Regions from separate parts of the Mus musculus genome. Here region 2 is linked to region 1. The links are chromatin loops, found by intact Hi-C in ENCODE. Cell type or tissue: heart. All regions are shown on one strand. Each heading gives the region's core, and the rest is flanking DNA. Links, peaks and the distances in the headings are about the cores only. Region 1 overlaps Samd4 (sterile alpha motif domain containing 4). Region 2 holds the start of Cgrrf1 (cell growth regulator with ring finger domain 1).

What was found. A loop is a pair of places that touch in the nucleus more often than their neighbours do. Peaks named below come from ENCODE experiments on the same cell type or tissue, not always from the same donor. Only the 100,000 strongest peaks of a DNase experiment are listed, where the experiment ranks them.
Region 2: it touches region 1 in a loop (2.8-fold over the local background); 1 of 42 quality-filtered maps calls a loop at or near these places.

The regions. Positions count from the first base shown.
Region 1 is chr14:46,960,604-46,975,607 of GRCm38, reverse strand. All of the region lies in intron 2 of Samd4 (sterile alpha motif domain containing 4), which reads right to left. Among named protein-coding and RNA genes, the nearest start is that of Mir378c, 13 kb to the right of the region's middle. In heart, for the core only: a CTCF peak has its summit at 9,138; DNase peaks (open chromatin) are centred at 7,327 and 9,187; H3K4me3 peaks cover 537 bases; H3K27ac peaks cover 3,592 bases.
Region 2 is chr14:46,831,406-46,846,409 of GRCm38, reverse strand. Cgrrf1 (cell growth regulator with ring finger domain 1) reads right to left here and starts at 14,276. Exons shown (of 6, transcript NM_026832.4): 1 at 14,031-14,276; 2 at 6,114-6,253; 3 at 359-536; 4 at 78-225. The coding sequence starts at 14,134. In heart, for the core only: no CTCF peak of the experiment used is centred there; no DNase peak of the experiment used is centred there.

The sequences.
Region 1 (15,004 bases), core at 6,678-11,677:
GCTCTTCAGGTACATGTGTTAAACAGAGCAAGAACAACTGGCATAAATAAGATTAAGGGCACACAACTGTCCACAGTCTTCCAGTGGCTGGTGGGATAGTACAGGGGCCTCTAGGGAGCTCTGAACTCAGTGGACCACAGATAGAGATTGGTGTGCATGTCCCTTAGAGAGAAGAGAGAGCACACGTGGGCTGGTAAATGGATTACATGAATTTATTCTATACCTCATCTAAGGCTCAAAGAAATACCTAATGATCTATTCTAATACTGGGGATAAAGACAAACAAAGACAGACAGACAGACAGACAGACACACACACACAGAGAGGGATATGAGAGAGAGAGAGGGAGAGAGAGAGAGAGAGAGAGAGAGAGAACCTGACCAGAACATATAGCTTATAGGATGGCCTCCAACCTGATGACTTGCTATAAGCTTGCCGAGTGATTCTGCCTGTCAATTTTTATGTTATAGACTACCGACCTTCAAAGGCAGCAGCCCTGCCTTTAACAGAGCCGAGGCTGGAAGGCAGAAGGCAAGCTTCTCTCTTTGGCGCTGTGTTTCTAGTGCTTCCCACGGTGTGGAGGTTCGTGATGTCGTTTGAGATTCCGTGACTAAAATCTTTTATCTCTGAAGTTCTGGCTGAGTTGAAAAGTGAGCTTTGCTTGCTTTCATTCAGTGGGTGTGACCTCAGACCATCCGATTACCTACTGTTGCAATGACATGAGCTCAGGGAAAAATGTTCGGATAAAACGCATTGAGGCTAGATCTAGTGTCAACGTTGAGTACATACTGGCCAGCTCTACCACAAATCCCTTGTAGCTTTGATGAATGGCATATTTAAAGAGCCTTCATTTAGCTCTTGAGGTTTATTTATTTATAACATATTATTTACATCCTGTCTCCTTCCATGAAGGATTTGAGGCAGCATAGCTCTTCGGTTAAACTCATCCTTAATCAGTTCAGACATCTCTCTCTCTCATCCTGCTAGGTCCAACTTCAATTGAGACGTTTTCCCAGTGTGATCAATTAAGTCAGACTCCTGCGGTCCAGACCTTCCGCTGACAACAAAGGCTGCGCAGAGGCAGAGTCTGTGACCTTTGGTTAGCTTCCTGGTGCAAGGAAGCACAGGAAACCCTGGTGGAACTTCGCAGGGCATCCCCTTTGGTGTGCAAGGCCTCTCTAGAGAACAGTGTACAGTATGAAGATTACCCACCAGTCAGAGAGTCATTAGCAGTGCCACCCCTGTGCAGTGGGAGCCAAGGACATGAGGCTTGGCTTCTTATGTATACACAATCCTGACAAGTCCAACTTAGGGTGCAGAAAACCCACAATAATCATCTCAATACACTACGATTCTTCTGGGCTTCATAGGTACCTAACTTAACTTTGCCACAACTCATCACCTGCCAGGTGATGGTTTCAAAGAACCTCAGGTGACAGCTGCCGCATGTGGCTGCCAATAAAAGGCCTTACTTCTGTGTACCTTTTCTGGCTCCTCAAGTCCCTGTTCTTGGCTCTTCCTCATGTGAATTGTCACTGCAAATCTCAATTTGCACTTGATGTCTCTTTTCTCCCTCCATAAAGCACTTCGTACAATCATGTTATACACTCACATAACATAAGCATGCCTGGGAATTTTCTCTTTGAGAGAAAAAGCGTTTGGTACCTGGTTCATGGTTGCTGGGGTAAAGGACTGCCCATCAGAACAGAGATGCTTCGGGCCATTTGGAGATGTTTTGCTATTAGCAGGGATATATTTGAGACACACCATTCACACTCACCCACAAATCCTTCTGACACCAAGAACAGACATCTGGGAGTAGCTGGCTGAATCTTTGTGTGTGAGACGCAGTCATGGAATAGCATGAAGCCAACTTGCATATACAAAGAAAGAATTCATAACTCACATGGGTTCAATAAAGACTGAGGCCAGTGCCCAGACAAGACCCAGGTGCTACCATTGACCAGGGTGGGAGTGACCTTCAAAAGTGAGAAAACTCAAGGGTAGACTCCCAGAAGGTCTACGTCATACTCTGTTTTTCTCTGCTAATTAGCACTCCATTCTAGCTAGCTAGCTAACCGATTACAGACTTTTAAGCACAGCAGATGCACCTAGGCACAGATTTTAATTCCACAGAAATAAAAAGTCATTAGAGAAAAAAGCCTGAAGATCTCAAATGTAAGCAGGAAAAAGAAATGTTTTTCTATAGTTTTCTAATATGACAATATAAGTAAATTTGTATCTTCCTCAATAAAAATATCTATGTAGACCAAAAGGTGAGATTTTAATTGGCTATTTAGGAGGCATCCCAGATCTGAAGATCAATCCCAGTGTTAGAGCATCTACTTAGCATGCTCAAAACCCTACCACAAACAAATAAACAACCTTCATGAACAGACCAGGAAGCCAAAGCTCTCTGGGGTGGGGTGGGGTGGGATGGGGTGGGGGCTGCTTTCCTGGAGCTCAAATCTTAGATATCTGACCTGAAGTCCATGGTGCCTCTCACATTCTTGCTCACGAGACACATGACTGACTGAATTTACAGAAAGAAAACCCTTGCACAGCTCACGAGAGATCTGAACAGCATGCCATTGCTTGGCTTGCATGGCCTCTCCGTGTGAGCACACAGAAAGTCGGGTTTTAAGAGGCAAATGATTTTGTAACTAAAAGGACTGGAGACATCTGCCTGCATATCAAGTCTGGGATAAGTCATTCAAGGTTGCAGGTGGAGAATCATATAGGACTCCTACTTATAAGATGGCTGTCCAAATGCTGTTCACAGGGACAGCTATTAGACATAATGAGACTCTAAACAAGAAAACTGTAGCTCAGGACTGGGTATTTTCTCCAGGCTTTCCATAAAAGCACATAAAGTGGGTAAGCCAGCCGAGCAGAAAGAATGGGTGGTAATGACTGGATTTTCCACAGGCAGATCAAGGTAGTCTCTCTCCAGCTGTAGTTTTGCACTGTCATCATGGAGGAAGAGTTAGTGGCAGTTTCCTAGACTTATGTCCCTGACCCTTCCCTTCCTGAAACAAATGACACAGTTTCTCAGAGGAGTCTGGTTTCCTTAATTAAAACATAAAGAAAATAAAAGTCGAGCCTCCATCCCATGATCATCCAAGGACAAAAAGAAAGAGGTGTCGATCTGTGAGTTTATATACCAGCGACATCTCAGAAATTAGAACTCAGCAGAGTTCATTGAGTGAGGGGGGTTTTAGAACAAAGGCCCTTCTAGAATCCTTCTCCAAGAGCCATGTTCTTCATAAAGGAATTGGGACACCTGAACCGTGACAGTACTGAAGGGCTTTGAGAGAAACCCGGCAGTGATATGGCCTTCGTACTTTGCATACTAAATTGACAGAGTTCACTGTTTCTCACACTAACCTCTGGGACTCTCGAGAGAACCAAGTGCAATATCCCAACCACTGTTTGTGGGGTATGGGCTAAGTCCCTGGGTGTTGATTCATGGTCCAGGCAAAGGAAGAGCTCTGGAGCAAGCAAGCACAAAGCACACAATTCCCTCAGATTTAACACGATGGCCCTGATAAGAATGCATGGAGACTTCCAGGAGGGAAGATGCTAGCCTCTAGGACCCGTGAGGTACACTGAGTCATGAGGCTTTGAGTGGCATCTTTGGCTGTGACTCATTTTGAACACAATCCATGCTGGTGGTCCCATCAGTCTTCAAGCAGCTGAGGAAGGCCAAGCATAGCAAAGTTACTTCATGATATGGAACAAATGCTACCATGTACCTGGGTGATAAAAAGGCCTGAGAAACCTTTGTCAAATACCAAGAGTCAGCCATGCTGAACAACAACCATGAAAAGTCTTCTTTTTGCATCACAGTCAGGTACAGGTTGTGGTCCTGGATATCAGGTACCATTGATCTTGACTGGTTTCTTGTTCCTGATGTCAAAGACTCACAAGTACCTCAGTAGACTAGCACCCCCAACTTAAAGGTATGCAAACTGAGCCTCAAAGAAGGCAAGCTACTTGGACAAAGTAACTCTGTTTTATGCACCAGTCTGTGCAGAGGTGCGCAGTCAGTCACCACCTAGGTGGCACTTAGCTTTACTTGTCATCTTGACATATCTAGAATTATCTGAAAAGATAATCTCAATAAAGGGCTCTCTATATCGGGTTAGCCTGTTGATATGTCTATTGGTGATTGTCTTAATTTAATTGATGTGGGAAGACACTGCCCAATGTGGGTGGTACCATTCCCTAGGCAATGGGGCCTAAACTGTTTAAGAGTAGAGAAGTGAGCTAGACACAAGCAAACGAGTGCGCACACAAACATTTAATCCTTCTACTCATGACTGTGGCTGTGAGCAGCTGCTCAAAGTTCCTGCATTGACTTCCCTCTGTGATGGAGCTGGAACTCAGAGATCTGCTTGCCTCTGCTGTTGGAGTGCTGGAAATAAAGGTGTGCATCACCATATCCAGCTCTCAGATGTGATTCTTGAGATGGTCACTTGCTTTGTACGGGTGACCTGTCTCACTAGAGCAGCTGCCCCTCAGGAAGGAGCCCAAAAGTCATTTTGTGTGGGCTACATCATTGCAGAAACTACACAGGTACCTAAGTCTTAGCAGGAAGTAAGCTCAACCCCAGCAGTGGTTTGTGACATTACTCAGCAGCAAACACCAGCTACAAAGCTATACAGAGCAGTAAGTAGTTCCAGCCATCTTGCTGCTCCTCATCAGAAACCACGCATCCGTCTGCCTCTTCTCCTGGCAATGAACCAACAAGTCAGGCACACAGCCAATCACATTGCTCCCTCTAGCTACCCAGGAAAGTGGAAGGGATTCAGTGGAAGAAGCCTGTGTTTAAAGGGATGAGCATTCAGCAGAGTGGTGAGCAAAACAAACAAACAACCTTTAAGGCATGAATGGCAGCAAGACAGAAGGAAAACTTTGGTGGGCCATCGACTGTAATTCCTCATTATACCACAGATAGGTGGTGGGTGGATTTGGTTGCTGCAGTGGCTGACATGCCTGGACTGTCTTAATGGTCAATGTTAAATGCAGTTTGTCACTGTAAGATTAGGGGGAAGCCGAAAGGGGATCATAGTGAAAGTGCCAGAAGTATCTAAAGATGGGATGCAGGGGTCACGTTCCTCCAGAAGGTGTCCTGAATACCAGTCAAGTTGCCATTGATTTCCACCATAAAGTCATTGCTAAGTTGTTCTAGGGGAAATGAAGGAAAGGCTGGTTACTCGCTGCCTTGCCCTTCGGGGGTGGCAGAATATGGGGAAGGCACACAGAAGCCCACTTCTACCTCTGTCTTAGACATCAGCCATGTCTGTACCTCACCGTCCCTGTGTCCGGGAGAGGTTCATACACAGTGTGTTAGGACTCACAGGGCTTCTGCTACCACCTCATAAGCCAAAGACCAAACTCAAGGGGCAAAGGCCTGAGAATGGTGAAGAGAAGCCTGGCCAGGAGCGCACACCACACACCACCTCTGTCCAAAGGCGTGGCCTGGGGAGAGACACTTTTGAAAGCTTCACGTCAATGTGTTCCTCCCCCTTATGAAACCAGAAGAAAATGCAACCAGGTAAAAACAGCTGAGGAGGGACGCCATCATCTACTGACAAGTGGAGGGCAGTGTATAGAAACGAAAGGTAGTGGAGAGCTGAGTTCAATGATGAGGAAACTTCAAAAGACCAGATTTGCTCTCTTCTTCTAGTCTCTCTCTGCACATGTGTCCTTTCTCTCTTTCTCCTCTCCCCGACCCCTCCCAATGGTGACTCCCCCTGGCCTCAATCCTCGGGACCAGTGAAATCACCTAAGAACAGCTTCCCAATAAACATGCTATAGACAGACAGACAGACAGACAGACAGACAGACAGACAGATAGACAGATAGAACTCTAAGCCAGGTTTGGTGGCACAGGCCTATCTTCCCAGCCCTGATGAGGTGGAGTTGGGATTAGGAACTAAGACTAGTCTTGAGTACACAGTAAATTCTAGGACAGCCTAGGATACAAGAGACCCTGCTTCCAAAAACAAATAAGCCAAGCCAAAACAAACGAAACCAAAGTTTATGGCCCGCTTTGCCTGTCTGAATCTTAGTCACTCTCCAATTCCACCACAAACTAACTGGACCCTATTGTAGTTATAGTCAGTATTGATCATTTAAAGTCAAACACTCTTGAAAGTACTTGACTACAGGCTGGGAGTGGCTCAGAGCAAACATAGGATCCTGGCTTTGATTGCCAATGCTAGTAAAGAAAAATAAATAAATAAACAAAGAAACGAAGGAAGATCGTGATGGAATAGAGGACTCAGTAGCATGGGGCTATGGAGGTGCTGAGCTAGGATTTACCCCAGGCACTCTGGCCCTGTGACTATCCAAGAGACTTAACAATGGCATCACCTGCAGGCTCTGACTGCTCATGTGCCAGCGGTTGGAGCTTCAATATGCACAGTGCCTCCTTCACTCATCTCTCTGGAAGTCGCTGTGGCAGGGACTTCTGGAATCTTTTTCTACTGATATTCAAGCATTTTCTCTTATGTTTTCTCAAAACTTGTGATATGACCATGTTTTTAATATTTTTAATATCTTAATATCCTAGTATCTCAAGATAAAAGTTAACATTGCATCGAGACTATTCAATTAAAAATATGATTAAAACTGTTTTTAGATTTATTTTTGTTTAGTAATATTTTGCTTGCATGTGTATATGTGTACCACATGCATGTCTGGTCTGAGGCCAGAATAGGGCAATCAGACCCCCTGGAACTGGAGTTACAGATGGTTGTGAGCCACCATGTGGCTGCTGGGAACCAAACCAGGGTTCTCTATAAGAGCAATAAGTGCTCTGATCTGCTGATCCATCTCTTCAGGGCCCCTGAAGAGATTTGTTTGTTTCTTTCCAGGTTTTTGTTTGTTTTTTACCAAACTCTGGTAGTGTTTGCCTTCAGTCTCAGTACTTGAAGGCAAAGACCAGCCTCTGTTAGCTGGGAGTTAACCTGGTCTCTACAGTGAGTTCTAAGCCAGCCAGGTATAGATAGTATGATCCTGTTTCAAAAATTAAAAACATAAGATATGAAAACTGAAAACAGCAAATGCTCCCAAAACATGGTTTTGATTTTGTTAGCTCCTAAAATCCCACAGTATGCAAACACTGGCCTGGGGGAGGCAGTACTTGGGTTTCATCTTGCTTCAACTAGGAAAGATTCAGAAAGCTACAAGGCAGCCCCCAAAGGGCTCAAATGTGTCCTTATGAAGATGGATCTGACCTCAAGTCACTCTCCCACCCCCTGCTCCCCGAGGGCTACTGCCAGTAGGAAAGTAGGAATTCCCTCTCCTTCCTTCCGAGCTGTGTTGTCATGCTGGGCAGAGTTCAGGACACAGCTTTGAATGTGGTTTCCTGATTAGAAGGGCGACTCCAGGCAGGCAGGCAGGCAGCAGGCGGGCAGGCGGGCAGGCGGGCAGGCGGGCAGGCGGGCAGGCGGGCAGGCGGGCAGGCAGGAACTCTAGCTTGAATAGTCTAATGTCCTCATCATCCACCACTTCTTTGGAATGAAAACATCAACAGAAACGAGCCAGAGCAAAAGAGCATCCCTGGGAAAATCAGCAGCAAGGGGCTGCAGCAGTAAACATCGCTGCTGGTTCTTCTTCACACAGTAAAGCGACATGACATGCGCAGTTCCATCATTCCGCAGCAGAGTTGTGTCCTTTTGTAGTGAGACAGGCTCTCACTCTGTAGTTTTGGCTGGCTTGGAACTCACTATAGTAGACCAGGTTGGCCTCCAACTCATAGAGATCTACCTCCAAACCCTTGTCCAATACAGCTAATGATGACTGAGAGAGGGGAACCCCACAAGAAGCCAGACACAGCATCTGCTGCAGTTCCTATCAAAGAGGAGCAGGGAGAAGTGGACCCCAAGAGGTGTCGAGCTACGAGGTGGGGAACACAGTTCTGCCGCTAACGCACTTTAGGATCTTAGGGGGAATCAGTTTTAGGGCCAACAATAAAAAACAAGACACCACCTATGCTGAACCCTAAGCTTTTCTGAGAAGAAAGTACAAGCTACCTTCCTGACTTAAGGACAAGAGGAAGCAATATTAATGTTGGTGGCTCACACCTTTGCCAGCCTGATCTGTGTGTGGGGCAAGTTCCAAGAGAGCTAAACAGGAAACCCTGTCGTGAAAACCCAAAGAGGTGGGGGAGGGGAAGGAGAGAGAGAGAGAGGGAGAGAGAGAGAGAGAGAGAGAGAGAGGCTTAAGAAGTGGCTTGACTGGTAAACATATTTCATCTCAAGTCGGACACTCTGAGCTCAGTTCTCAGGGTCCACGTGGTGGAAGAAGAGAACTCGCTCCTGTTAATTGCCCTCTGACTTCCACTGTAAACTATGGCATATGCTGCCGAGCCCCCAAGATACAATAAATACCTAAAAAAAAAAAAGGGAAGGCTTTAAAGAAAAGATAGAACATGCAAGTGTGCCAAGACCCTGACTGGAAGGGAGTGAGTGGAAGCTGACAGGACAGAGCAGCAGGGACATTTCTTGAGGGCCACAGAAAGAGGGAAGGGATAGGAAAGGGAGGCAGGAACTTCCAGACCTCAAAAGGATATAAGAGTCAGCATGAGCGAATAGATTATCAGAGGAAGGAAGAGAAATCCATAAGAGGAGAGGCATACAAGGGAAGAGCAGGGGAGAGCTGGGTGCCCTGTATCAAATTCTTAACTAGAAATAGAATATAACCCTCCTGCTGCCCAGTGTGCAGTAAACGGACAGAAGTGAGGTCCCGTGACTAAGCCTGTCCCCGTGAAGTAGAAGAGTTCAGGCAACGAAAACCCACTCTCTCAAAACAGTATCATACTACATTTTGTGAATTCAGATTGTAGTTCATCTGCACACAGATCTGGAAGGAGGAAAGACTGCACAAAGGTTCATAACCTTTCAAAAACCAACAACAACAACAAAAAAAGATTCTGGGCTAAGCTATCTAGAAATAGAACATTTTGATTACCAAATAAAAACTAGGTCAATAAGATAATGGATGTGATTTAAATGAAAATCACAGTATTTGTAGTGAGCTAAAAGTGGTATCAATGTTACAGCAGAGAAAGAATATAATTAAGTGTATTTTTAAATGGCAGCTCTCCCCACCCCAGGCCGTCAAATCCCAGCCTGGCCACCAGGATTCCTCCACCTCATTGGAGAGGAATGTGCTAGCAAGCCACAAGTTAGTCGGAAGAATGTCGAGTTTCCGTACTACTCCAGAAAATCCCGAAGGACTCTGGTTAGCTCCATTCTTCCATCGGTAGGTCACCGTGACTCATTTAGAAAGCAAGGAACAGGAAGGCTCACATCTGACCGTGCCTGCCGTTCCTTTACCTTTTTCTTTTCTCTGGCTGAAAACCTGCAAAAGCGAGCATAGCTGTCAGAAGTTTCCAGAATCTGCTGAAAGGAGACCACTAGGAACAATTCCAGATGGTTTGAGGAGGTGGGAATACTCTGAAAGACGTTTAACCACAGGTTAGGGATGGAGGTGAAGGGTGAGGGGGCCCGCTCTGGTTTTCCTCTACAGCTGTGATATGATACTGTGGAAAGAGACTCGGGGGCGTTTCTGGCTTCTTTTTGACAGGGGCACGGAGGAGAAGGCTGAGTCACGCGAGGGGCAGTGTTGCAGGAGGTGAGGGCAGCCACTAAAGTGGTGGCAGGAGACTGTCAAGACGTTTCCTTGGATGTTTGTCTGACAGGCATAGCCATGGAGTGGGTAGGTCGTGAGTGAAACTGTGGTGATTCTTCCAAACTTAAGATGTGTCTTCAAGGAGCAAATAAGATCAAGTCAGATAATACTCTGCGATGAATGTCTTAAGTGAGATGACATGAGAGAGTATGTATAACTCCTTTATAAGGAGATTGCTACTGATTCCAGAAGTCTCTGAATAAGATATCAATGTGGCTACATATAAATAATAATTATTCAGAGTAGCTTATTTTCCAAATCTTTTGTGAGTAGTACATATTTACTGGTAAGTTCATTAAAACCACTGATTCTTTGATGCGTTTAAATTCTGACATCTTGTCCATTAAATCCCAAAGCATTCATTTATCCTTAGAAAGCGTAAGTGTACCTCCCATGAAGCAAATCTGTTAAACGCCAATTGAGCCTGTCAAATGAGAGAGAAGTTGAGAACTTATTTCACAAGATGTGCAATGAAGCATTGATCCCGGGCAAAATCGCCGTGTCCATTTCAACATCATTAAGTCAGCGCCTGTCAACTCCTTTTTACCTTGTGCTTCACAATAAACTGTAAGATGATAGATTCCCTAGTCAGTACTGCCTCTCTACTAGTGGCCAAAGGAACTTTGAACTCCAGTTATCCTGAGGCGAGCAAGACACCTCACTGCAGTAGCCCTGGAGGAATTCTACACCAGGAGAAAGGCCAAAGTGGTTAGGACAATCTGAGCTCATCCTAGCTCTCCGGGGTTATTCTTATTTATAGTTCCTCTTTATCAACAGGATTTCTTAAACCTTAATGTGAAAGAAAATCTGTGGGAAGTGTCATCAGAAGCCAGGGGGACCTTTGGGACACCCAGAAATGAAGGAGTTAACTTTCTAAAGAAAAGCACCTGGTCCTGTGCAGGGTTTTAAACTCTGACCTCCCATGAGGCTGGAGCTCTTGATGGGTTGAAAGTGAGAAACATGAAGAAATGCTCAGTACAAGCCTGTGACTCAGGGTGTGTGTGTGTGTGTGTGTGTGTGTGTGTGAGAGAGAGAGAGAGAGAGAGAGAGAGAGAGAGAGAGAGAGAGAGAGAGAGAAATAGAGAGAGGGAGAGGGAGAGGGAGAGGGAGAGGGAGAGGGAGAGGGAGAGAGAAAGAGAGGAGAGCTGGGGAATAGGGGGCTTGGGGGATGGGGTGGATTATTTCCCTGGGGAGAGAAAGCAAGAAGGTCACATGAGCATTTCATGGGGAGATGAAAGCTGGTGCTAAGGAAGAAACTACATCAGAGCCAATTGCAGTCACAGGCTAGACCTGCTCCTGAGGTGCCACTGACATATTATGGCCCCTCTCCTTGGATTAAAGAAGCAGCTGGGAGCTGGGTAAGGGTGGGGGCTGGGTAAGGGTAAGGGGGGCTGGGTGAGGGTAGGGAGGACTGGGTAAAGGTAAGGAAGGCTGGGTAAGAGTAGGGGAGCTGGGTAAAGGTAAGGGGGCGAGGTGAGAGTAGGGGGCTGGGTGAGGATAGGGGGCTGGGTAAGGGTAGGTGGGCTGGGTAAGGGTACGGGGCTGGGTAAGGGTAGGGGTCTGGGTGAGGGTAGAGGGCTGGGTAAGGGTAGGTGGGCTAGGTAAGAGTAGGGGAGCTGGGTAGGGGGCTGGGTAAGGGTAGAGAGGCTGGGTGAGGGTAGGAGGCTGGGTAAGGGTAGGGGGCTGGGTGAGGGTGGGGGCTGGGTAAGGGTAGAGAGGCTGAGTAAGGGTAGGTGGGTTGGGTAAGGGTAGGGGGCTGGGTGAGGGTAGAGGGCTGGGTGAGGGTGGAGGCTGGGTGAGGGTAGAGAGGCTGGGTGAGGGTAGGGGGCTGGGTAAGGGTAGGGGGCTGGGTGAGGGTGGGGGCTGGGTGAGGGTAGAGAGGCTGGGTGAGGGTAGGGGGCTGGGTAAGGGTAGGGGGCTGGGTGAGGGTGGGGGCTGGGTAAGGGTAGGGGGCTGGGTGAGGGTGGGGGCTGGGTAAGGGTAGGGGCTGGGTGAGGGTAGGAGGCTGGGTGAGGGTAGGGGGCTGGGTGAGGGTGGGGGCTGGGTAAGGGTAGGAGGCTGGGTGAGGGTGGGGGCTGGGTAAGGGTAGGTGGGCTGGGTAAGGGTAGGGGGCTGGGTGAGGGTAGGGGGCTGGGTGAGGATAGGGGGCTGGGTAAGGGTAGAGAGGCTGGGTAAGGGTAGGGGGCTGGGTAAGGGTAGGGGGCTGGGTGAGGGTGGGGGCTGGGTGAGGGTAGGGGGCTGGGTAAAGGTAAGGGGGCTTGGGGACAAGCTGCAGCTGTTAGAGCAGAAGTGACAGAAGGGAAAGCCTCTTCTCTGCCACCGGCCCACAAGGTGAGACCTGAGTGTGAGCTGACCCTGACTATTAATATGCCTGATCTGACACTCACTAGTAATTCCTGGAGACCTCCAACAAAGGGGCCACTGTGACCCACACAGAAGAGAGGAAAAATCACAAGCCCGTGGCCTCGGAATCCTTTCACCCACAGGACCCTCGGGAGGAAACCTAATTGTGTCCGTTTAGGCAACTGTTACTGAGAGTTCAGGAACAGGCCAGGGGTACACTTAACGCTTTCAGTGGGTGAATGAATGTTGTGGGATCCTCAGTTGCGATGATGGAACAGAAACATGGTGAGGAGTTAGTGACTTTATAAATGATATAAAGGTTTATGTATCTTCTTTTGAAAGCAAGACTTTTGTATTAGTTAGTTTTCTATTGCTGTGTTTAAAAGCCATGACTAAGGTAACTTATAGAAAAAAAGAGTTTATATGAGCTTATGGTTCCGGGTGGGTGACTCCATCATGGTGGCCAGGCATGGGGGGGGGGGAGCAGGACGCTCAGAGCTCATATCCTCAACCACAATCAGGAAGCAGAACCGCCAAACCAAGAGTAGATGAAGCTTTAAGTTCTCAAAGCCCACCCCTAATGACACACTTCCTCCAGCGAGGCCACACCTCCTAAGCCTCCTCAAACAGTGTTACCAACTGGCAACGAAGTGTTCCCATGTCCAAGACCATGGGGGGCATTTCTCATTTGTTTGGAGGGCAGAGTTTGTGTGCATGTGAGTGAATGTAGGTATGTCTCTGTGCTGTGTGAGGGCACGTGCACAACTGTGTGCACGTGAGTGTAGAGGGCAGAGGGCAATGTGTGGTCACCTGCAGGCACTGTCCATCTTTTTTTGAGGCAGGATCTTTTAGCCTGGAGCTTGCCCAAGTAGGCTTGGCTGGCAGATGGGCAAACTCTAGAGATCTGTCTGTCTCCATCTCCCAGGGCTGGGATCATAAGTACACGCCACCATGCACCAGCTTTTCTAAGATTTACTTTTTATTATTTTTATTTATGCATGTATGTGTGTGTGTGTGCCATGCATGTTTGGGTGCCCGTGGAAGTCAGAAAAGGGCACAGGGTCTCCTGAAGTTGGAGTTACAGGTAGCTGTGAGCCACCTGATAGGGGTGCTGGAGACAGAACTCAAGACACTTGGTAGCAAGTTCTCTTAACTGCTCAGCCATCTCTCTAGAACCCTTACAATTTTTATTTTATTTTTTATTTTTTTATTTTGCGTGACTTCTGGGGATAGAACTCAGGGCCTCATGTTTGCAGAGGAACTATTCCCCCAGGGCTCCCTCCTCAATTGGATCAGTGTTTCTAACTTGTTGTGAGTCTCATGGATTTAGATCTCATTGCTCATAGTCCTTTTGACTTTGTCAGGTGAGGATCAGTGAACAGAAAAAGGAGAGCGAGAAGACAGAATTATCTCTGGAGTAATCATTCAAGTAGGGGTTCTCTGGAGCTCCTTATAATACCCTATGATACACTGGAAGTCGGTAATGATGATTAAAAACATAATAATCTTGCTTTTTAAAGCAAAAATTTGAATGGTTAAAAATGTGAATGGACTAGAAATAAATACCAAATAGATCAACCGTGGTTATTTTAACATTTTTAAAAAAATGAGAAGTGACACATAAATGGAAGTCTTACATTTATAAAAACGCAGGCAAGGTGATTGTGTGTGACAAATACTCACAGGCAAATAAGGAAAAAGTAGAAAAAAGTTTCCCTTTCTAAAATAAACTAATATTTTTTCAGCATACATTTCTCCTAAATTCTGACCTTTATACTGTCTTGAGAAAAACATTTTAAGCCAACCCTTCCAACTCTGCTATCCAAGCCTGAGGCATGAAATTCCATTAAATAGCCCATAAATACCTTCATGTACCAGGGACAGGCAACAACTGACTTACCCCTGGACAAAGTCATCCTGTTGGGTGACTTCTGCCTGGTAGCTCTGTCTGTAGGTTCCTAAGCTTAGAGTTCTCCTTCACCTACCCTATCCCTCTACCCAGAACCTCTCTGAAGCCCTTGAATATGTTCTAGCTTCATGCTCCCTACCACAACGGTCTCTGCTTTCAGGTATAATAATAACATCATGTCCAGGATAGCTCGTTCCTCCCAAAGATTGATTCCCTTCCTCCAAGGGGTGTGGGGAGCGGGTGTGGCGGCAGTCCCAAAGACGCCAGGGACTGCAGCTAAGTCATATGACTTGCACCTGACTTCCTCATATAAGACACAAACATCTTGAGTGCTGCGCAGGTGTACCAGGATACAGGTGAATCCAATTTGGTGGAGATTTGCCCCTGCTGCCCTGATTAGCTGAAGCCTCGTGACTGGCGAGGGGGCGTGGCCTGCGGTGCGTGGATGAGAGAGAGTATAAAAGGAGTGAGAGGCCCAGGGTTCCGGGGAGATATAAACAAGAAGAATCAGGACTGAATAAACTGCTGTTAGAAGGACTGGTGGTCGCGTCGTTCTTGCTGGTCGAGAGCGGGCGCGACAAAGGGGAACCTGTGACCTCTGCCCTTTAGGACCTCCGCCCCACCCTGAGTTCTCAGGCCACTTAGCTCATTTTTCTCCTCTAGTTTCTCTCTTCCCTATGATGCCTTAAACCATGACTCACCACACCAGGAGAAAACTCCAGGGCCACATCTTCAGTTGCCTATTTGACAGCCTACCTCATCCCCTGCCTCCAGTATTAATAGGAAACCAACTTAATGTGCTTAAAACTTGACCTTGGTTGAAAACTTGGGTACTCACTCAGTGTTTCAATCTCAATATATAGATACAGATATAGATGATATAGATATAGATATAGATATAGATATCAACCAATTCAACAACAAAAAAATTAGAGTCATCTTAACTCATTTCTTCCACATCATGCCTATTAACGCCTTCAAAATAGCCCTCTAGACACTGACCACTCGTCCCCACATCAGGCACTGTTCTGGTCTGAGCCATCATCT
Region 2 (15,004 bases), core at 6,463-11,462, 130 kb after region 1:
AATTTTTCCTATTTTAAAAGTAATTTGGAATCACCCGTCTTATAAAGGTAAGGTATGCCAGATGCTTCAATACTTACAATATCATAAATTTCCCTGTCATCCTCATCAGCAAGGGTCAACAGAGCTACCAAAGGATAGCGAGATCTGGGCACTGGACCAAAGTCTTCAATTTCAGTATCACTTGGTAACTGGCAATATATTTCTTCTTTGCTGTGCTTTTTAATACTTTTGAGTATGTAAAGGCAAATTGCCAACAGAACAAAAATATATTAATAAGCCAATAAGTTGGCAACATCTGACTGTATCCACAGGGTCTCCTTTTTTTCTGTGCCAGTGAGTGTATGTGGAAAAAGGATACAAATACTGTTCTCGGTGGAGATAGTCACTGTACAGCGCCTCTTCTAACGCTTGCGGGGTGCTTATCCTGAAGCAGTAGGCGTGCTTCTGGAGAGCTTCGTAGAGCTTCTGCACACTGCATCCCCAGTAGCACGTCAGACGACTATCCTCCAGGCAGTCTGTCCTCAAGGCCATGCCTGCTACAGAAAGCAAACCACAGAGAATGGGCGTCACCCAACCATCGGACAGTACAACAACAGGGTAAGAAGCACGCATGAGCTTCAGTCTGGATGTTGCCCAAGCTCATGGCCCCTTTTAAAAGTTGTTGTATATCTGCAAATATAAAAGTTTCAAGAGCAGAATTAAACTCCATGTAGGATTATAGCAATATCAGCCAAGTTTTATCATTATAATTCATCTTTAAATGATCGGCTCGGTTTTCCTTTTTGTTAAGTGTAACCACCCCTTTCCAAGATCATATGCAATCCCAATCACAGGGGTGAGAAGAGCAGAGCAGAGCCATTTGAAGTGGGTGTTCATAAAACCAGGGTGTCCAGATGGGGATCACTCAAGTCAGAAAACACTAGACGAAGCAGAGTGTGACTGCTACTGTTTATTAATACACAGAACAACAGTGTTAATGTCCGTCACACAGTCCATGTTCTGCAGCCCAAGGAACAGCTGGGAATACCAACTATGGAAGGTTTAATAATTCTCTCTCTCTGTTTTCAACAAAAGGAGGTTACAACTTCAGTAGACTGGATACATAGATGACTAAGAGGACATACAAATTGTTTGTGTCATCTTACTTATGGATTCTATGCCTACATAGTACTTTAAGTGCTACCAACATGATATTTTTTCTCCTTCCTAGTAGCAGTTGAAGCAGATGGAGCCCAAGGGGAGAGACATCGAGTGTCGCCTGCAGTTGGGAGAGAAGCTGCCACAACCAGAGCAGAGGTAGGGTGTGTTTGACTAGAACTAAATGTAGTCTGGGTCACTGTTCCTGGCACAACAGCCTGGCTTCTGCACCGGGCTCCAGGCCCACCAGCATCCCCCGGCCTCAGTGAGCCTTTACTGAAGACTTTCAAGACAAAGTGCTGTGAGAAGATGAACACATTCAAGCAGGATGACAAGAGGGTGTCCTACTCTTCTGCTTCAGTGGTGTGTGGAGGGCAGTGACACAGACCACAGGCAATTAACCAGACACAAGTGTTAACTAGCAGGAACTCTGCATAGGCACCTAGGATGGAATTCTACCTCAGATACTTATTGGACTTCAACCAGGTCTTAATTCACCGACAATTGAAAGTAACCATGCTTTAATGCGTCACTAAAACTGGTTCTAGATTGCTGTTCTCAGCCTTCATGATGCACCACAGTTCCTCACGTTGTGGGGACCTCCAACCATAACATCATTTCTGTTGCTTCTTCATAACTATAATTTTGCTGTTAGGAAGCATGACGTAAATGTTTTTGGAGACTACAGCGAGTTTTTTCCTTTCACATGTTCTTGTTCTTCTAAATTTCATACATATAGGTTGCATACACAGAACTGTTTTACATTAATATCATTAACAAAACTGGGGCACAGCTGTAAATCAGAAAGTTTAACACCAAGTGGGGTATGGCTTCCTTCAACCCGTCGTTATCCCACACAACTGCACTAGGCTAACAACACAAACTGCCTAAGTCAGCCTTGCAGTGAGCCATTTAAAAAGAACAACTCAGACAGGAAAAGTCATCTTGTCTCTGTGAGGAAGTCATGCACAGAGACCATGTGTGAGGATGGTGAGACAGTCAGGGCCCCTGGAGAGGAAGCATCAGGAAGTGGAGGCTGGCAAACTGCTCTCCAAATGCTAATGTGTTTTTTGCCTAAGTCTTTTGCTTTATGTTAACTGTTAAAATGGGGGACAGGGTGGTATGGAGGGGGCTTCCAAAGTGACAGCAGGCTTCCTGAAGCCCATTCATCGAACTCAACTAACACATACTGAGTGTCTAACTATGGCTTCATTAAAGCTCTATACAGGGACATGAACTGAACAAAATACAAACACAACAAAACCCAAGCAACCGGTGCCAGTAAACAGACTCATGAGTCTCTTATTTGTTCTCAAGTCACATCATGTCTGGGTGTTTGCTCCCCATCCTGTGCAATCTGTCAGGTACTTGGGATATAGTGGTGAAAAAACATCCTGGATGATCTGCGCTGGAAACAAAATAACCATCTAACTACTCACAATGCCAGCATCATGGAGACATTGCTAAGGGTAGCTACCTTTCCATGAACTTTGTTCTTTTTTGTTTAGTTGGTTGGGTTTTGTTTTATTTTGTTTTTGAGACAGGGTTTCTCTGTGTAGCCCTGGCTGTCCTGGAACTCACTCTGTAGACCAGGCTGGCCTCGAACTCAGAAACCCGCCTGCCTCTACCTCCCAAGTGGTGGGATTAAAGGCATGAGCCACCACTGCCCCGGCTAACTTTGTTCTTATAACTTAACTCAAATTCTTCTCCCCCCCCCCCCCAGAAACAAGTAAGAAATGGTATCCACTGGTGTTTTGTTTTGTTTTTTAAAGTGAGTTCTTCTAGTAGCCACCCTCCTAGTGACCATTTGCCTTTTCTGTTAGTGAAGTATGTCAGAGAGTGGGCATAGCTGAGGGCTCCACTGACAAATTTCATTGGCCTCTGACACAGGCAGCATTGGCTCTGCTTATGATGGCTTCTGCCTGAATGGTGGTGGTGACTGATTGCTTCTGCCTGAATGGTGGTGGTGACTGATTGCTTCTGCCTGAATGGTGGTGGTGACTGATTGCTTCTGCCTGAATGGTGGTGGTGACTACCTCAGTTCTATACGAGATTTCCTGTTTTCCTCACAGCAAGATCAGTGACCAACTCTTCTCACTTCCCAGTGTACTTCCAGGCTTGTGGGACTGGACAGCAGGAAATCTCATGGCTGACTTTTCTATAGGCAGTCCTTACCCAAGAACCAGCTAAGACACTCTCGCAGGTTGAAATATAAAGCCATGGGGGGGAGGGGGGGTTTGGGGGAGGCGATGCTGGGGGGGGAGGTTGGGTGTTGTTGAACCACCATTGTATATTTTAATCATCACTGCCTTCTTTTAATAAAGATAGTTTCTTTATGCTATATCTTAAAATTTATTTTTCTAAAACGAAAATATGTCAGAATAAATATGTACTCTTTAGGGAAAACGATCTTAGTTTCCTTCAACTTATAGGGTGGCATTATTTATAATTAAGGGAAGGGAGTAAGGAATTTTGTACTTAAAAAAATTACTTGCTGAGGCCAACTTGAGCTGTATTATGAATTCCAGACCAATCTGGGTGAGGTCTCCATCAAAGAAACGAAGAAAGACTGACTTAGGCAATGCGCCATGCTGCCTGACTGGTTTCTGTCAGGTGATAGATAAGCTTCCAGCAGTCACAGGCAGCATGCCGACTTCAGAATGGTTCACTGAAGTCACAGTGAATGTGACGGAGGAAGACCATCAGCTCCGGAGGTAAGTTCAATACCTTCAGCCCAAAACCCCCACTGGATTTGATTGTCTCCTGGAGGTCACCAGTGGGATGCAGAAGTAGCAATCAGTGACTTGAGGATAGACACCTCAGTAGAGGGACACAGGGAGATGTCAGCATCACTTGGAAGAGTGAAAGGGAGAGCAAACAAATATAAAAAAAGGGTTCTTTTTCCATTTTCATGTATGTATGCTGTGCATGTGTGCATATGTGTGTGCTGTGCATGTGTGTATGAGTGTGTGTTGTGCATGTGTGCATGAGTGTGTGCTGTGCATGTATGTGTGTGCTGTGCATATGTGCATGAGTGTGTGCTGTGCATGTATGTGTGTGCTGTGCATATGTGCATGAGTGTGTGCTGTGCATGTATGTGTGTGTGTGCTGTGCATGTATGTGTGTGTGTGCTGTGCATGTGTGCATGAGTGTGTGCTGTGCATGTATGTGTGTGTGCTGTGCATGTGTGCATGAGTGTGTGCTGTGCATGTATGTGTGTGTGCTGTGCATGTGTGTATGAGTGTGTGCTGTGCATGTGTGTATGTGTGTGTGTGCTGTGCATGTGTGCATGAGTGTATAATGTGCATGTGTGTATGTGTGTGTGCTGTGCATGTGTGCCTGTGTGTGGACACACCAGCATGTGTGCCCCCGTGCCCAACATGGCTTTCCTGGGTTAATGTTGAGAATCTTCACCTTTACGTTCTCCTTGAGGCAGGATCTCTCAACCCAGAGCTCAGATATGTCTACTCTTGCTGGCCGGCTTGCCCAGGGACCCCATCTCCACCTTCTGAAGCAGGCCACACACCTCCTGACATTCTGAGTGTGGATCTGAACTCTAGTCCTTACGGCTGCATTTTAACCATGTCCCTGGCTCAGATTCGTACAGTTTCTGTGTTTGTTTGTTTTTGTTTTTAACAGTTTTGAAGGAAAGAAAAAGAAATGGTAGCAAGAATAAGGTAAAAGCTGAGAACGAGTGCATTTGTGGTTAAGATAGGAAAGGTTAGGTGTCAAAGGTCAGCACCTCTGCTCCTAAATCTCCATCTGCACTGAACGAAAGCATTTCAAAATCCACAGATACAAAACTCAAGTCTCTAGTTTTCTTCCAAAACCCACATTCCTCCCATTTTACTTCTGTTATCAGCGTTATCTATGGAAACCAATGCAAAGAATCTAGTCTTCACAGACTCTTCTCTCTAATCTATTCTCTTAGTCAATAGTTACCATCTTAGACTCTTCCTGTTGCTATGATAAAAATGCCCTGGGAATGGCAACTTTGGGGAGCAAAGGTTTACTCTGGCTACAGCTCAAGTGTGCAGGCATTTATGGTGAGGAAGAGCCTGAAGCAGCTGCTCCCGCTGCATTCATAGCACAAGCATACACTGCCGTTCACCTCTCATTATCTGTGTATATAGACCGTGGGTGCAGCCAAGGGTCAGGGCCAAGCACAAGGGGCAGATCTTCTCACCTGGGTTACCACAATCAAGACAATCCCTCACAGGCCTGTGAAGCCATCTCACAAGTGATGCCAGGGTCTGGCAGCTGACAGCTGATGCTAACATCACACCTGCCTCTCCCTGTCTGAGCCACAAAGGGCTCCTTGGTTCTCACCTTTCTGCACTTCCTACCTCCTGGGTGCTCTGCTCCCTCTCCTTCCACCCCCAGGAAACACCCACTTATCTTTCAGTCAAGACAACTAGGAAATGGCCACCAGGAACAGGGGTGAGCACAGGCTCTCTACAAGGACTTTCCAAAGTGTCTCTACTGTGGCAAACAACTTATTTCTTCATGATTCACCTCCATGGCTCCTAAGTAGTCCTTCTAACAATTCCCTTTTCCAAACACAGAAACAAACCTGTGAACTGTAATTATCACACCAGAAATAACTTATTATATGAAAATAATGTATACTAAAATATCATAATTTCAGATTATAAATCAGTCGTTCTTTTATAGCAACCTTAAAGTCACCGTTTTACACATTTACTCATTATGTCCCTGACGGCCAATGAATGCGGCACAGACTGTGCACCAACATGTCTGTACTTCCTTTCCTCTCCGTAAGCGCTGTCTCTGTTAACTACTGGATAAACCCTTCCAGAGTTAGATGTAGAAAGCATTCATCTTCACGTCTACAGTGTTCAGGTCAATGAATGGTTAAATTTAATGAGGGCAGAGTGTGCAACAGAGAAAGAAAACAGAAGGGCTAGCAACAAGAGGACATGAGATGGGAGCGAAGCTGGGGAATAGCCACCGACTTGCTAGGGAAGCTGCAGATGAATTAGTGATCTCCAAGCCAAAAGGATTCTTCACTTGTCTCATTTGTTTCTTGAACGCTCTTGTGCTGAACTGGGTTTCTTCTGAATTTCTCAGAATTACTGGAACATCCCAACCAAACCTAAAGAAAGGTAAAGATAAAACGTAAGTTCAACAGATTTGAAACCTTATGTCACATAAAAAGTATGTTAGGCTTCATTACATATTCCTTTTTAAAATAAGGACCAGGAAAAGAGGTGTAGTCACTGATCTACATTGTCTTGCAGAATCAATCTAGAATTAAGGGAGGGCAGCGGCTTCACAGAACTGCAATGCATCACTGGGCTGAGTGAATCGGCTTGCTCTTTCCTTTACATTGTGGATAACCATAATTTCATAATTATAGTCAGTGATTGTAGGTAAATTATACTTAGAATAAAAAACGTGGCCATTATAGAACTATCTTCAAAAGATATGAAAAACAAATGTTTACTCAATATTCAGACTATTTGTTATGGTTTATGAGGCCAGGAAACTGTTAAAATATCAAATAGCCTTTTAGAATTTTTAAAATAACAAACCGAAGTATCAAATACAGACTTTCATCATATAATACACTTTTAAAAGTTGCATAAACTATGCAAAAGCATGAACTGTGACAGTCCATGCAGAGCAAGCCTGGGGATAAAGAAACTAAACTAAATAGCTGGTAAACTTACAAAGCAGGCAAGCTTACTCAGTCTAAACAGAGTGTCCTAGAATAAGCCACGGACGAATCAGTGGACTGCAGCTGTGAGCATACTTTGATCACTTCTTTCTCTCCAAACACACAGCTCCGAGAGACAGGAAAGAAAAGGAAACAGGAAGGAGCCTGCAGAAACAAGCTCACAAACTGGCATATTCCAGGGAGAGTATCTTAACAGTCAGCACCAAAGATTATATTGCTATAAGCATGTGGGTAATTTTCAAAAATATAGGGGCTGGAGAGATGGCTCAACAGTTAAGATCTCTGTCTGTTTTTCCAGATGATCTGGAATTCAGCTCCTAGCACCCACATGACAGTTCATAACTGTGTGTAACAGGGGATCCAATATTCTGGTCTCTGTGGGTACCAGGCACACAAGTGGTACGCACACACACATGCACATAAAGCACCTACAAAAACAAAACAACATTTTAAAGTCAAAAAGTAGATGCTTGTGATGGTTTGTACACACTTGGCCCCGGGAGCGGCATCATGAGGAGGTGTAGCCTCGTTGGAGTAGGTGTGTCACTGTGGGTGTGGACTCTGATACCCTCATCCTAGCTGCCTGGAAGTCAGTCTTCTCCTGCACATGCCTGCCTGGATGCTGCCATGCTCCTCCTGCCTTGATGATAATGGACTGAACTTCTGAACCTGTCAGCCAGCCCTAATTAAATGTTGTCCTTATAAGAGCTGCCTTGGTCATGGTGTCTGTTCACAGCAGTAAACCCCTAACTAAGGCAATGCTATATGTTTTTTTTAAATATGGAATCCTAAAAGAGACAAAACTAACCTCTGTTAGAAATGAGGAGGAGCAAGGCTGTTTCTGGGTTTACAGTGTGGGAACCCCTGGGGAAGACGAGAAGAGCCCAGCAGCACGTGGTGCTTAGACTGGGGTTCTACACCTGGCAGACAGCAAGTTCCGGATTTGCATATCCCTTGCAGGAAAATAGCACTTTAAAAGAAAAACTGGTCAGGTGTGGTAGTGCATGCTTTAGTCCTAGCACTTGGAGGCCAAAGCACTGAGTTCAAGGCTAGCCTGATCTACAGAATTGTGGGACAGCAAGGGACAGTTTCTACACAGAGAAACCCTGTCCCCAAACAAAACAAAATTAACCAAACAAACAAAAACAAAGCAAACAAAATGTCAGAGAGGCTAGGGAGCAAGCTCAGTGAGTAATGTGCTGAGCGGGTGTGGGGACCTGAGTTAGAATCCATGTAAAGCTGGCATGGGAGTGTGCGTCTGTGCGGGGCTCCAACAGCATGATGGAAGAGAGAGAGGGAGAGTGGGGGTGAGGGGGGGGCGCTGAATATACAAAAGAAAATGATAAACAAGACACCTGGCAGTCATGTCCTAGTGCTTAGGGGTGAAGAGAACAACTTTGGAGGACATCCTGGAATAAGATGGACAAATGGTTGGACAGCAGAAGGGATGAGGGGGCAGACATGTGATGCAATAAATGTTGATGGTAGAGTCTAAGCAGTGAATAATGTGTGTTCCATGTAATTCTTCCCTGTGTCCTGAATGTTTGAAAATTTATATAATAAAATGTTTGATAAAAGGAGACATAGCTGGGCTTAATGTCAACTACTTTCAGGGGAAAATACATGGAGAAAGGCTACTGGCATGGATTGATGGGTTTGTGCCTGGGGCAGGCAGTGGCAACTAAGTCTACACAAAGGCCAGTGTAGGGCATGCAGGCAATGCAATGGTTAGGGCAAGGCTCCCACCAAGAGTGGGTTGGGCCAGTGTCAATCTGCAACAGAAGTGTCGCTGTAATACCTTGTCCTAGGCTGGATGTCTAAGCATCTGGTAACTATTATTATAAAATAGTAAAGCAGTGAAGGTAAGAAAAAGAATAAAACAAACAAAAATACCTTCCACAAATATTGAGTTAGCAAACTAAAATTCCATAATAGATTATCATTCTGATAAAAGAAGCTAATAAAATTAACAAAGAGAATAGACCTAATGATGGACCTGATTTTACTGAGCTTAGATAAGACTGCTGGGGTCCAGCCAGGGAAGAGGAAATGTGAGTGGGCCTCTAGTAGATCCAACTGTTTCCACGGAAATTCACTGTAACTCAGGACAAAGCTTACGAATATGTGTAAGGATGTGTAAGACAATGGCTCAGCAAGCTCTAAGGCAAATGCATTTCTCCAATGTTTATAACTGCCATGCAAAGAAGCAGAAAATATAACTATAAAGAGGAGATGAAAGAGTCTATAGAAGTGTATCAAAAATTATAAAGATACTGGAAATTTATACAACCTGATAATCCTTGTCTTTTAACTGGAGACAACTACATAGCTGTATGTGCTCAAGAAGGCTAATGAGATTAGAGAATATATAGACAATTTAAAGCACTCCTGTCAGTTTTTAGAGATGACAAAGGCAAAGACTGAGATGAAAAACATGCTGGCCAGCCTTCTCAGCAGATTAGACACTGAAGAACATATGGAGAGTAAATGTGAAGATACTACAATAAGAAGAGCCCCGTCTGAGGGCTGGGAACGTGGCTTGGTGCTGTACTGCTGGCAGTAAAACACTCTGCAGTGAAACTCACACTCCCTCTCCCTCTCTCTGTCTCCCCCTCTCTCTCTCTCTCCCTCTCCCTCTCCCTCTCCCTCTCTCTGTCTCCCCCTCTCTCTCTCCTCTCAAAATGAAATGGAAAGAGAAAGGAAACTGAAAATGAAGCGTCCAACAGACAACTTAATGTAGCCAAAGTCTACAAAATATAAAAGTATCTTTAAAATCTTGAAAGTTAGAGGGAGACTAAAATCCCCAAAGCAACCTGAAAGTTGTTGCAAATATGCCAACATAGTTATTTAAGTAATGCAAAGGAAGAGTAACAGATGCGGGGAGAACCAAAGACAGACAAATAAGAACAAACTGTAAAATGATGGGCTTAAATCCACCAACCCCAGTCCTCTCATCAGTGCACATGATTCAGACCCCCTAACTAAAAGACTAAGATTATCAGACTGGAGAAAAATGCAATTCCTAGGTATATGGTACATAGAAGAAACCCACTTAAAATACCAAGACAAAATTAGATCTTAAGTAGAGCATGGGAAAAGATATTCTTGCTAAGAGAATAACTAAGAGAAAGCTGGAAGTCCTTGGGATATAGCTCAGTGGTAGTTTGTCTAAATGCTTAAGATGCTAAATGCAATCCTGGAAAACGATGAAAACCAGGGAGAGAGAAGGCTGGGGAGAGGAGGAGAATGAGCAAGCCAGTCGTGATGGCTACATTAATAACAGACAGAGAAGAAGTTGGGGCAGGGATTATGAGAGGAAAAGGGAGTGCTGCTTCATAATTAGAAAGAAGTTAATTTATCCTCCAGATACAATAATCCTAAATGTTTATTCATCTACAGATAGTTCTTCAAAATACAAGGTAAAAAAGAGACACAACTCTAAAAATAAGGAGAAAAATACATAGAGATTTTGATACTCTGAACCAGTTCAATAACTGAAAGGAGCAAGAGATAGAAAAATCAGCAAGGACAGCACAGACTTGAACAGCAGTATTAACCTGTCCGACCTGGTACAGAGTATATCACCCAACAAGCAGAGAGGCTCTCCCTCTAATGCTCTAGGATGCTTACTAAAGACAGACCATACTCTAGGCTAGAGGTTACAAACATCTAAAATTCTGAACAGACTCAAAGTGAAAACATATCTATCACACTTTATTTGATAAAGCTGTACTTAGAAGGAAAACCTAGAAGCCAAAGAAAGAGATACCTGAACTGTCTCAACCTCACTGAATCAAGTTTCCATCAATCAAACATATGCTGAGACTTTGGCTCCAGAAATACTTGAGCACACATCCTCACTGATGTTATCTGTTCTTGTAACATTCTATGCTTCTCTTAACACCCTGACTATCCTGTCTCCATCTCCTATGGAATACACGGTTCCTATAAACCAGTGGTTCTTAACCTTCCTAATGCTTCAATCCTTTAGTGTAACCCTTTAACCCAACCTTGAAGTTGACTATGGAACCCAGAACAAAGTGGTTTGGAGCTCTCCATAACTCTGTGATTCTCTGAGAGTTGGTTTGAGAGTTTCACGTTTGTTTTCGTCCTGTAAATAACCCAAGCAACCCAAAACAGGTGTCATAGCACTGGTGTGCACTCAGTTCTCAGAATCGCTGTGACTGCCATCAACAGCCACGCGCTGTACAGACTTGCTCCCCCAGGCACCTAATTCAGAAACCACTCCATCACAATCAACCGAATGCATCTTTATTTAAATTAATTACAATGCCATTACATGCAATGGATTCCTAGGATCTCATTTCTCATTAATAAAGGGCTGAAGAATATCCCAGTAACAACTGGGTGTCCAAGCTGTAATTAACCCAACTGACAAGCTCCAACTTTGATGGGATTTTGCCCAAGAACACTCAGTCATAGTCCACTCAGAAGATCAGAACCCCATCAACTATGTGAATAGAAAGAAATAGACTAACTAAAAGTTATTAACTAGCACTGAAGATGTGACTCAGTGGTAGAGTGCTTGCCTAGAGTGGGAGACTCTGCCACAAGCTATCATCCCTAAGACAAAGTAACAGAACAAAGAAAAATGTGGAGTTGGGACACTATGCAGCTGCGACTCCAATATAATGAAATGAGGCTGATCTAGGAGACTTGAAAATTATAAACTGGGACCAGAGTTGCTGCCAGGGTGAAGCACTATTGCTACAGGAAGACATACAAGAAAAGCAAGTAAACAGAAGCAGTGTGCCCCGAGGCCTGTGTAAACTTCAGTCTGTATCCTTTCTTAGTGAAGCATTATGGTAGACATCTAACAAAGGAGAAATACGGTTTTCTGTCCCAGACTCACTAACAGAGTATACAGGGGGGTGCAGTAAGGCTGACGGACAATCCCTCACTGAACTGTGATGCCAGGGTGACAGGGAATCGCTGCCAAGTTGATATTCTGGATTATTTGAGTAAGGTATTTGAGAGTATTCGACAGACGGGTGCTGCTGGGACTCACAGAAGCCACTATGGAGGCTAGAAGACAGTTATGTCCTGTTGTGTGATTTCTTTTTCCTTTTCTTGGCTATTGTTACTGGGGTCTAATAGCCAGCTGTTCCTGCTCTTTCAGCAATGCTCACCAACACAGGTAGATGCAGCACAGTGGAGAGAAGCAAGAAACAAGGACCCAGCGCGTGACGTGAGAACAGATAACCAATAGAGATTACATTGCAGATATGACCGATACACAATGACAAGGACGAAAAGTGTAGCAAGTTGACTAGCTCACTCCTGTTGCCTTGGTTGGGATATTAGAAAGATGTCTGTAAGATTAACATGGTGACCAAGTTATCATCATTTCTAGCAGGTGAATCCGGCCTTGGTTTAGTTTGCAAATAACAATATAAAAAGCTTATCTACGTAGGTGAAGCTAAGCCGGGTGGGAAGAATGGTTGGTTAGGTTCACCATGACTTGTTAGGTTCAAATAAGGACAGAGGTGACTGGTGCTTACTGACGAGGTCTTGCAGCCTCATCAGTGCTCAGCCCAGACTTCAAGAAATAACACAATAGAAACTTGCAACACTTGTAAACCTCCTACTGACACAGGTAGTAAACAATCATTATAGATTCAAATCAAGCCTTAAACGTGGCGTGAACCTGTGTTTGTCTGACTCCAAAGTCTGTCTCCCTGTCTCTCCTTGTCTCTGTCTCTCTCTGTCTTCCCCCCCCCCCACACACACACACCCGTCTTCCTTTTACCCTTAGATGCCACATTACGTGCAATATGAATTTTATCCACTTCCCCCAGTGGCCTATTTAACAAGGCATATAGTGCAATTATCAACTAGATAATTTCCTTAGAGAGGAAAGTTAGGTTGAAGAGAGTAATACCAGTGTTGTAGTTCTTTAAAAACTGTGTATTAAGACTACTTTTTTTTTAAAGTGGTAAACACTAATTCTAATTACAAACTTCCTTGACGTAAATGACAGCAATTAAAACCTGAAAGGTTAATAGTAAATAACACGGAGTGATCCACGTATGGTGGCACACCCCTATATTCCCAGCACTTGGGATGCTGAAACAGGACTGCAATCATACTATGCTACAGGGAAACCACCTGTCTTAAAGAGAAAACAACTTAAGACTGGACTTCATCTTATCTTGTCCACAACATGGGAGTTTTACGCTGTAACTCGGGGTCAAGTGGAAATATTAACATGTTCTTTTTTTCCAAAAGGAGATCCTATTATCAGAAACGGACCGGGACCTGTTAAAGTCTTTAAAGTAACGATGAATATGTAATCAAGTGGTATTTTTGAGCTTGATTTACAAAGCCCGCTTCAGTCTCAAACCTGTTTGCTTTGTTCTTCTTGCAAATGCATTCCCGTTCTCACATAGTTTTCAGAGAACTCGTTCCCCAACTGTAACAGCTCATGTCCTTTTCTGTACGGTCCACTTCCAGCCATGGTTCTTGCTCATTTAGAGCCACTGTTCAATACATTTGGGTTCACCATCTTTTCAAGGGGCTATGAAAGCTGCAGTCTAGAGAGCAACCGCTGTAGGCTAGTCCCGTGGTTTCAACCAGCTGTGTTTTATAAGCCTAAACATGATAAAACTGCATCTCCTCAAGAGGGATACCGGAGACTCAACACTGAAAGAATTGTTCCTGGGTTATGTAACTCTCCTAGAAGCAAAATGCCTCCACCCCACAGAATAACTTATTCCTAAAATCTCGCTCCTTTCTAAAAACGTCTTATTAACTAAAGATCACTTCCAAAAAAATAGACTGCATCAAGAAGCCATTCAATTAGCAATCGGTAGATACAGAATTCGGGTAAAAGTTCCTCTGAAAGATCTGGGACCAAGCAAGGGTCAGTTCGGGTCATAAACAGCCAAGCTCCTTTGGGTCAGGTCTGCGCGCCTGCGGGGCCGGTGACCGGTCCCCGCTAGGCACAAAGTAGGCCGGGGCCCGGGACAAAGCCTTCGGGACACGCACTCTGACCCCCGCACCAGGACCAAGTTCTCCCCTGCGGTCCCATCCCACGGGGGCAGCAGCCTGGCCTGGGCCGAGTGTGTTCGGTGGCGGTGACCGCTCTCCCGGAGTCACCCGAACCCTCTGCGCGGACCCCACACCGGGCCGGCGGTCCCCGCGCCCTCCACTCCCAGCCCTGGACACTCACCATCCTAATACCAGGCCGGTGGTGACGATGAAGCAGGTGAAGACCACCGCTATGTAGAAGAGCGGCGAGTATTCATAGAGCGTTACCAGGAACACTGCGGCCATCGGGGTCTCCTGGGCTCAGCCCAGCCCAGCCCGGCTGGCCCGGACCCGAGCCGGTATGGCGCCCCGGAGCGGACAAACTTTGTAGGTCCTCACTCGCCCAGGCTTCTGGGCAGCTGACAGCCGCGGCCACTGGAGACGGAATGCCAATCACAAGGTTGATAGCAGGTATGCCACGCCCCTCCCTCGTCTGGTCCCGACTACTGGCTACGTAACAGGGAGGGACCAGCTCCGCCCTGCCCTGCGCCCAGGATTGGTGGCCTGAGAGAATTCCGCCAGCCGGGCTCTGTTCTCAAATTCCTAACTGACATCTGGGGCCAAAATTTAAGTTAATGCAGATCCTCAGATACACGAGGTATCCTGGAAACCCTGCAAACCCTAGACAAATTTGGGAATGGGACAAGGGCCGGCATCGGCGCGACGGAATGGTCTACGAAAGGAATGGTCTCGATTTGCGGATTGTCGCGGAAAACCCGAAAAGAGGTCACTACCGCGAGCGATTTTTTGTAACCTTATCAACCTTTGCAAAGTAAGTTTATTCAAAGGAAAATCGGCATACGTACTCCCTCGGCCCTCTTTTTTCTTCTCCAATTAGAATTAGCCAGATCTTTGAAGGTTTTAGTAACTAATTTTTGTTTGTTTATTAGGAGATCTTAGTACAGGAAGTAGCTTAATGTCTGCTTCCTTTCCTCACTCTTGTCATCAGTGCCTCAAAGAAGCCTCCCGGAAGTTTCTCCTAAAACCACTTTTATATTTCTTTTACTTAAGCCCTAATGTGATCCCTAGTTACAGCATAAACAGGAGAAACACCTCCCATCACAAATCCGATCCTGTTACTGAGGAAGAAGGGGAGAGTGGACATTAGGACGCTTA